2 separate regions of the Mus musculus genome follow, and region 2 is linked to region 1. Evidence: chromatin loops called from intact Hi-C (ENCODE). Cell type or tissue: gastrocnemius. All regions are shown on one strand. Each heading gives the region's core, and the rest is flanking DNA. Links, peaks and the distances in the headings are about the cores only.

Region 1 (4,403 bases), core at 305-4,304:
TGCATCCTTGACATGTTTCAGCATGGTCACACAGTGACGTAGGCATACCGTTTGCATACTTTCCATGTCCTGTACTGCCAAATGGCAATGTAGGTACTCCTGTTCTCATACCTGGTCCTACTATCTGCCTTTTGCATACCTGCTGTGTCCTGACACTGCCACCTGCTTATGTACCTGCTGTGTCCCACTGCCAACACGTAGTGGGACAAGCACACCTGTTTGAATGTTGGCTGTGACTACCACCACACATTGCAGCATGGATACACCTGTTCTTTGTGCTTGCTGTGTCCCAACCACCAGCCAGTGCTGGCTTTGCATGCCAGCTAGGTCCAAAGCTACCATTTGGTGGTGCAGGCCTGCCCATTCCCTTCTGCTGTGTCCCAGCACTACCATGTGGCCGCACACGCGTGCCAGTTTACATACCTAGTGTGCCTCATCAATGTAACACGGTGGCACAGCATGATGGGCCATTCATAGATCATGTCCTGACACGGCCACATGGAGCAATGCATAAGGCTGTTTGCATACCTGCCATGTCCTGTGCCATTACGTGTACGTGATGGCACAGAAATGGATGTTCATGCCTGTCATGTCCCAGCTCCCACCACTTCACAGAACCCACATGAGTGTGCACTTGCCATGCTGCGATTTTGGCATGTGGTAGCACAGGCAGCCTGGTTCCCATGTCTGGATGCCGGATGTATCCCAGTGCTGGCATGGTGTGGCCCAGGCTCACCAAGTTCCAGCACCACCACTTGGTGGCAAAAGCACACCAGCTTGCCCGCCTGCAGTGCCCTGCAATGCTTTATGCCATGTGGTTGTGTGGCCACTCTTGTTTGCACACCTGTGTGTCCTAGCAGCCTGGTAGCACAGGCATGCCTGTTTACACAAGGGCTGTGTTGTATGACAGTATGTTACACCCATTCTCACACCCACTGCCACATGAGGTCTGGGCACATCTGTTCCCATGCCTGTTCACACGTCTGTTGTGCCCCAGGGCCAAATCATGATGGCTTGGATTGATTTGTTTACATGCTTGCCGTGTCCCAGTATTACCACATGGCAGCCTGGGCTCACTGTTGGTATACACTATTTCCTAATGCCACCACATGATGGCATGGGCGTGTCCATTGACCATATTCCAGTACTGGTATGAGGAAGCCTGGGCATGCCTGTTCACACATGTGCTGTGTCCCACTGCCAGCATGAGCACAGCTGTTCATACCGTGTTCGATCCAAGTGTGGCCACCGGGCAGCACAGGCAGGCATGCCTGACCACACTCTGGCACATTTACACGTACCCTCCGGGTGATGACTTGGGCTTGCCAGTTCATCCACCTGCCATATCTAAGCACCATGATGTAGCAGTAAGGCCATGACTGCATGCACACCGGCTGTGTCCCAGCACTGCTATACAGCGGTCTGGACACGCCTGTTTACAAGCCTGCTGTACTTCAGTACTACCACAGGACGGCATGGGCAAGCCTTTTGGCAACCATGCCATGTCCCAGCGATGCCACATGGTGGAACAGATGTGTAAACACATGTTTACACACTTTACATACCTGCCGTGTCCTAGCATTGTCCCTTGCTCATGCAGGACCATCTGTTCCCACATGTCTCTTGCCACATGATGGCCTGGGCATGCGTGTTCATATGCCTGCTATACCATAGTGCCACCCTTGCCAGCCTGTCCATGCCTGTTTGAAGACTCCTGTTTGAATGTCTACTGTGTTCCAGCACCTCTGCGTGGTGATACAGGCGACGCATGGGCTTACACGTTCATATCTACATTCATCCCAACACTGCCACGTAGCAGCACATGCATGTCTTGTTTGCGTGCCCGCCACATCACAGGGCTACTATGTGGAGGCACCGGCATGTCTGTATGCACACCTGACAGTCACACACCTCAGCATGAGGCAGCTTAGGCTTGCTGGTTCACAGGTAGGCTGTGTCGGCTTCTATCGTGTGGCATCCTGTGGACACCTTTTTGCACACCTACCATATGCCAGTGCTGCTATGTGATGGCATAGGCATGTCTATCTGCACACCTGCCATGTTCCAGCACTACCGTGTGATAACCCAAGCATAACTAGCCACATGCCTGTCATATACCAGTGCCACCACATATTGCCCTGGGTTTTCCTATTTACGTGAATGATATGCTCTAGCCTACTTTGTGACAGCTGGGACCTCACTGTCCACAAGCCTGCCATGTCATGTCCAACACCACCATGTCACAGCCCAGGCACGACTGTGTGTATAGACTGTGCATATATCTGTTGTATTCCAGCACCTCCATGTGGCAACCTGGGCTACCTGTTCACACATGTGCCATTTCCAAGTGCCACCACAAGGTGGTGTGGGTTCACTACTCTACATTTGCTAGCTCCCAACACCATCTCGTGATGACAAAGGCTTGCCTGTTTGCATGCCTGCTATGCCAAAGCTTCACCACAGGGTAACACTAGCACACCTATTTGCTGTGTCCCTGGCCTGCCACACTATGGCCTAGGCATGACGGTTCATATATGTGCCACCTGTTTGCACAGTTACTGTGTCCCACTGCTGACATTCGGTGGTGCTGGCTTGCCTGTCCCAGCACCAGCACCTATCAGGGTTGGCATGCCTGTTCACATCTGTGCTGTGTCCCAGTGCCTCGATGTGGAAGTGTGGTTGTATCTATTGGCATCTCTGCTGTATTTCTGTGTAGGGCACTGGGCACGAGAGGAAAGGCATGGAACTGGTGAGGTGGAGCATATTGAAACCCCGGAAATCTGAGACAGCAGAAGTAGAACTACTCCATGCCTGCTTTGGGGCACATAACCGCAACCCCCAACTAAGATGATCACCGGTAGTTGGTCACGTGGCACAGCGCCTGGAACTCTCCCCCATGCAAACAACATCACCAGCATCTTAGCCTCAGTCAATAGAATGTATCTACCCCACAAATTCCATCCCATTCTCCAAGGCTTGTATAATCCCTGTCCGAATGGAATAAAGTACACAAACTATTTCATCAGGGATCATCTGAGACTGGTTGTTTTATTGAGCTGTAACACTTGAACGAGGGCTCGCTCTCCCAAGCACACACTCATCTTTGAAGCTTGGACCCACCTGCCTGGCCAGACTCCTATTGCTCACAGAGACTCACATTAGAGTGCTGGCAGCCAGCATTGCAGCCTCTGCACAGGACTCAGGACTGATTACACCCTGTGCTGGCCACTGGAACCTCTTTATTCCTTTTCTAAGAGCTGGAACACACCCAGTATTCCACAGGGCACCAGAGCCCTGTGGAACCAATTCATCCCAGACTCAGCCTCTTCTGTCTGACATACAGCAGTGTCTGATGCCCCAGAAGGAAGGGGCAGACTGCAGGCTCCACCCACTCTGGACTTTGCCCTGCCTGTGAGCCGGTGTACCAGCATCCCACAGGAGAGGTAGAACCCGGAACTGCACTTTTGTACTGCTGTGTGTGGCCTGGCTGTGCTTGGTCTTGCCGTGTCCCAGGGTCACCATGTGATGGCATGGGCACCCCTGCTGTGTCCCAGCATTGCCATGTGGCAGCCTGAGCATGTCCCATGTGCTATGCTATATGATGGCACAGGCATGCCTGTTTGCACATCCACCATGTCCCAGCACCACCATATGGCTATGTGGGCAGGCATGTTTGCACACATGACAACATGTGGTGGCACAGGCACATGTGCTCTATTGGTTCCGTGTTCCCACACGGGCCTGCCTGTTCACATGCCTGCAGTATCCTGGCTCACCTGGCTCACTGCCTGGCTCACCTCTTCATACCCAGTGCCTTGCCGTGCCCAGTACCACCACATAGTAATGTGAATCTTCCTGTTCTCATGCCTGCCGTATCACAGTGAGGATACATTACAGTATAACTTTCCACACCTGTGACGTGTCCCACCACCATCACAGGGCAGTGCCTGCATACCTGTATGCATGCCTGCTATGTCCCAGCATGGCAGCCTGGGCACACCTGTTTACATATCTGCCGTATCTGAGTCCTGCAGTGCGGTGGCCTGACAGGCATATTTGTACACTGGTTTTGTCCAATCTACACAACATGGCAACCTACTCACACTTGTTGTTATTTTTGTGTGCATGCTGTTTCCTAGTGCTAGCACACAGTAGTGAGGGCATGCCTATCCACACACCTGCCACATCCCAGTGCCACCATATGGCCACACCCATATGGCCACACAAGCACTCCTGTTTGTGTGCCTGTCATTTCCCAGCACTGCCACATGGCAGAATATCACACCTATTCATGCACCCTCTATGTCTTAGAACAGCCAAGTGGTGGTGTAGGAATGCCTGCATGTCCCATGTTGCACCTGGCATCATACACACCTGTTCACGCACCTGCTGTGTCCCAGTTG
Region 2 (4,403 bases), core at 273-4,272, 180 kb after region 1:
TAGTATTCATCTTTTCTGTCATCAAAGGGACCTTTGCTGCCAGGATTATAATGCATCAGGGGAAAGGAAATGTGGAGGCTATTCAAGAACTGGTGTGTACTGGATGGAACTGGCGCTGATAACGGAGATGGAAAGCATCTCTGTGGTCCAGCAGTCAGGGATGGGTTTATGAGGGATGGGGCAGTTTGAATGAGAATGGTCTCATAGACTCATCCATCTGAATGGCTGTTTCTCAGGCATTCAGGAACTGTTTAGGAAGGATTAGGAGGTGTGGCCTTGTTGGAGGAGGTGTGTCACTGGGGGTGGGTTTCAAAGGCCCACTCCATTCCCAGTTAGTCATCTCTGCCTCCAGCACCAGGCCTGCCTGCCTGCTGCCAGGCTTCTTGTCATGACGGTCATGGATGGCATGGTGTCTTATCTTGGCAACAGAACTAAGACAGAGGTCAAGTGACCAGTGGTACTGATCTTTCTTACAATGGCCTTCTTCTATCTAGTATGTCCCCAGTCTCCTGTGCCTCACCAGACCTAGTGTGCATAGCTGGCAAGGGCAGACTTAGCAGTAAATGGAATTCCTACCTTGTTCCCTGACCCATGGGAATGAGGGCCACTGTGGTGGGGGAGCCCCGTGTCATTCCACAGGACTGCCTCTACTGGGGAAGACTGGGAACCAAAAGCAACTCAATCTGCACTTCCCAAGGACTGCTTGGATCAATGCCACTGCTGAGAACAGGAAGGACACGGGGGAGGCTTTGGCGCATGCTCACCAGTCTGCCATCGACCCGGTTACTAAACAGGCAAACGGGTGGGAAACTCAGACAGACGACTGGGGTGAGCTTACCCTGGTGACAACACATACTGTACCTGTTGTAGCAGATGTGCCTTCATTTTGGGGGAAATACTACATCCCACAGTCCCTGATGTGCAGTTACTGATGTGACAAGGATTTCTTAGTAAAGACACCAAAGGCCACCTATCAACTGGCAATAGGTCATCACTGTCTGGTCTGGAGGGCCTCCCTTTTCTAGCTCTATATGGCAGCACAGTTTTCAGGAATCTCCTTCACTCTCCCTTTCACTGCCTATTACAGCAGACCATCATGGCGAGACTGCCAAGCTCACTGGCCTCTATATAGCATGCCACTAAACTCAGGGAAGATGTATGTGTCCAAGTAGATAATTAAATCTGACTTTCAACCTCAGTAGAACTCCTAGGGTGCAGTAGCTTGTGCCCTGAGAAGTCCCTTTAAAGTAAATGATGTGCTGCCTCTGGCTTCTCTTACAGCACACCACCTCCAGGCCCCAGCGGATAATGGATGCATCATATTCTCTACCTGGTGTAGTATAATAATCCATTTATCAACTGGCCTCGGCCCTACTACTTCTGAGCAAGGCATTGAACAGAGGCAGAATCACTGGTCCATCCTGCAGTGCTAGATGCTCTGCTACACACACACACACACACACACACACACACATACACACGGTCAGTGCAGATGCTGTGATGTTTGCAGCCTCGGGCATATCTGGCCTTTAGGATTCTGGAGCAATACACAGTATTCCTTTTTAAGTCACTGCTCTCTAAAGAAGTGCATCTTGGGGTCTGGAGAGGTGGCTCGGCAGTGAAGAGCATTTGTTCTTGCAGAGGACCTGGGTTTGATTCCCAGCACCCACGGGGTGGCTCACAACCATCTGCACCTCCAGTTCCAAGGCTTCTGACGCTGTCTCCGGAACTCTGAGGGTACCAAACACACAGAACCATACATGTGAGCAAAACACTTATACACATAAAGTAAGTACATTTCTAAAATGTTGTTTTAGAAAAAACTAGGTCTTGTCTTTTTATTATCAGGGCTTGGTAGAGACTGCATATTTAACTCTGAGCCACCAAGATACCTTGCAACTTCAGCTGCCTGCCATCAAATGAAAGGGGTGTATCCAAGATTGGCCTGACTAGGCCCTAGGGCATGAGTAGGTTATGGGGCAAGCGAGACTTATGGTTCCTTGGTGCCTTTCTCCAGCCCCACACCATTGGCCCTGGGCTGGGACTGTTTTGATAATCACATGACAAAGAGAAGCTGCAGGCCAGGTTTAGGAGATTCTGCATGGCTTGCAGACACTGCCCTCCAGTGGACAGTTTCAATACTGCACCTTCTCTTGACATCTGCGAGGGCTTGTAGAAGGGGAACTATTATTTCAGTGGGCAGTACCCCTGGATATGGAGGGTGGCCAGATGTATGACTGAGTAGCAGTTTATAGCCATGCTCAGTAACTTAGCTAAATAATCAGGCTCTTGGAAGGAAATTTGAGAATGGTATGAGAGTAGCCCACTCTGGATAAAATAAGCAGTTATTTGTTCACTAAAGAACGGCCATAGCCACAGACATCAGTAATGAAGTGGATAGGATAGTCTGCTCTGTGTGGATACTAGGCAGCCTTTCTCTAGCCACCTCTCATTGACCAATGGGTTTGAGGGCAATGGAGGCAGGGATGGAGGTAGGTACGTGTGTATGAACACCATGGAATTGTGCTCACCAAGGACAACCTGGTTAGATTCACTGTTGACCTCAGGCAGCAGAGACTAACCCAGTACCTAATAAGGTACCATCCCTTGGGTAACTGATCAATGACCGGCAGGAGCAGTGCTTTCTCATTGGAGTAGACATGTTAGATATGGGCTCGTCTCTGCATAGCCGAGATGCACAGCTTCAGGCAATCAGGGAGGAAATGGGAATGGGACCAGCCACCACAACTCCCAGTGACTCTCATCCTTAGTCCAGCAGTTCTACTGAGGAGCAACCACCACTCCACTGAACTGCCAGCCAGTTCAGAATGCTTCAGCTCCCTTGAGGTCCCTGGATCTCGGGATCCCTGGATCTCTGACTCACTGGCATAGGGAGGGATTTTGATTCCAAGGGGACACAGTGGAGGATGAACCAGAACATGATTGGAACATAAGAGACACCGTAGAGCACTTGGTAATACCAGGCTATGTGGTTCAGGTCGGGGGCAGGGGTCTACAATGTCTCAGTGGAAGTAGTATTACAAATGGCAGAACCTCAGAGATATGGGTGTACCCCACCAGGCAAGGGAGCACAAAAAGGCAAGGTATTTCTTGTGTGCAAAGGAGATTCAGGTTGGGGACTATACGGATGGAGGTGACTGTGTGACATTTGCTGGGCCACGTGACCAGTTGCAGAGAGGAGGACAATCGTGGCAGGTACTTCCCTCCTGTTTTGTTATGAATGTGCATTGAGTCACAGATCTGCTTTCTTTCCCTTTGTCCCCTCTTGTCACACAATGTGAGATGTCAGCATTTGCCTATGTTAACTCTTACGTCCTAATGTTTCTGCTACAGAACGTTGAGGGCGCATCTTCCAAAGATGGCCGCCTCTTCTGGGTTAGTGGGTTTGGTTGCTCTCAGGTTTGGTTGCTCTCAAGAGCCCAGCTGCACCATGCTAAGCAGAGCCTGACCTTGCTATTGTCCTTGGTTGAGGACTCCCGGTGGCTTAGGGCAATTCTCGGTTGGTACCAGACAGAGAAGAGTGATTAGTTTGCTCAGGCTATGGCACACAGTTGTTTGGTCAAATGCTTGTTGGGATGTTTCTGTGATGGTAATTTGTAGATGTGGCTAAAAATCAACTAATTTAAAAACAATAACCGACTTTTAATCTCCTTTAGAAAATGACTTCAAGTATGTGTCTTGAATACAGTGGCATTCAACGCAGTCGGTTCAAAGTCTAAAGAGCAATCTAGGCTTCCTGAGGATAAAATTGTTTTTCCCTCAAATTGCAACAACAAATCCTGCCCAGGTTTTTTTAGTTTGTTCGTCGGCCTGCCCGACGGATTTCAGCTCTGCTCCACAGATTCTGAACTTCGCAGTCTCCGTAATTACATGCACTAAGTCCTTAAAACAAACAAGTTAGTGGTATCTTATCTATCAATAGATGGGTTAGTGGTATCAGACTATCCATCCATCTCCTACTGGTTTGGTGTCTCTGAGATGGTTGACTGATAGAAACAATTAATTCTCTTTATAGTATTTGCATGAGCAGAAAAAGACATTTCCCTTTTAAACATATTGATGTCTAGAGGACTGGTTAAGTGATATTAAAGTGAGGGACAAGTCAGGGGTGTGGTTAGAAACACAGCCACTGCTGCCAACCATAAGAGACGTCCTAGAGCCGTGGCACTTCCATAAAGTCCACAGAAGACCTCTGACAACATCTGTCTATCAAAAAGCATGGCGAATGTCTTATGTTGTGGCCTGGAAACAGATTAGCTTTCTGTTGTGGATGAGCATAGTTTCAGTTTTATAGATAAAAGATTGTTGAAATTAAAAAGGTACTCCAAGGATCTTTTTACCATAGTCTGCATTTTCCTCTGAAATTTCTGAAGCTGAGAGGT

What was found. Hi-C counts contacts between places; a loop is a spot of excess contacts. Peaks named below come from ENCODE experiments on the same cell type or tissue, not always from the same donor. Only the 100,000 strongest peaks of a DNase experiment are listed, where the experiment ranks them.
Region 2: a loop joins it to region 1, with 7 times the contacts of the local background. A loop is called at or near these places in 17 of 42 quality-filtered maps.

Annotation. Positions count from the first base shown.
Region 1 is chr10:59,290,746-59,295,148 of GRCm38, reverse strand. No RefSeq gene overlaps it. Among named protein-coding and RNA genes, the nearest start is that of Gm40670, 26 kb to the right of the region's middle. In gastrocnemius, for the core only: a CTCF peak has its summit at 2,349; DNase peaks (open chromatin) are centred at 1,345, 2,373 and 3,516.
Region 2 is chr10:59,106,929-59,111,331 of GRCm38, reverse strand. All of the region lies in intron 8 of Sh3rf3 (SH3 domain containing ring finger 3), which reads right to left. Among named protein-coding and RNA genes, the nearest start is that of Gm23223, 87 kb to the left of the region's middle. In gastrocnemius, for the core only: no CTCF peak of the experiment used is centred there; DNase peaks (open chromatin) are centred at 731 and 2,122.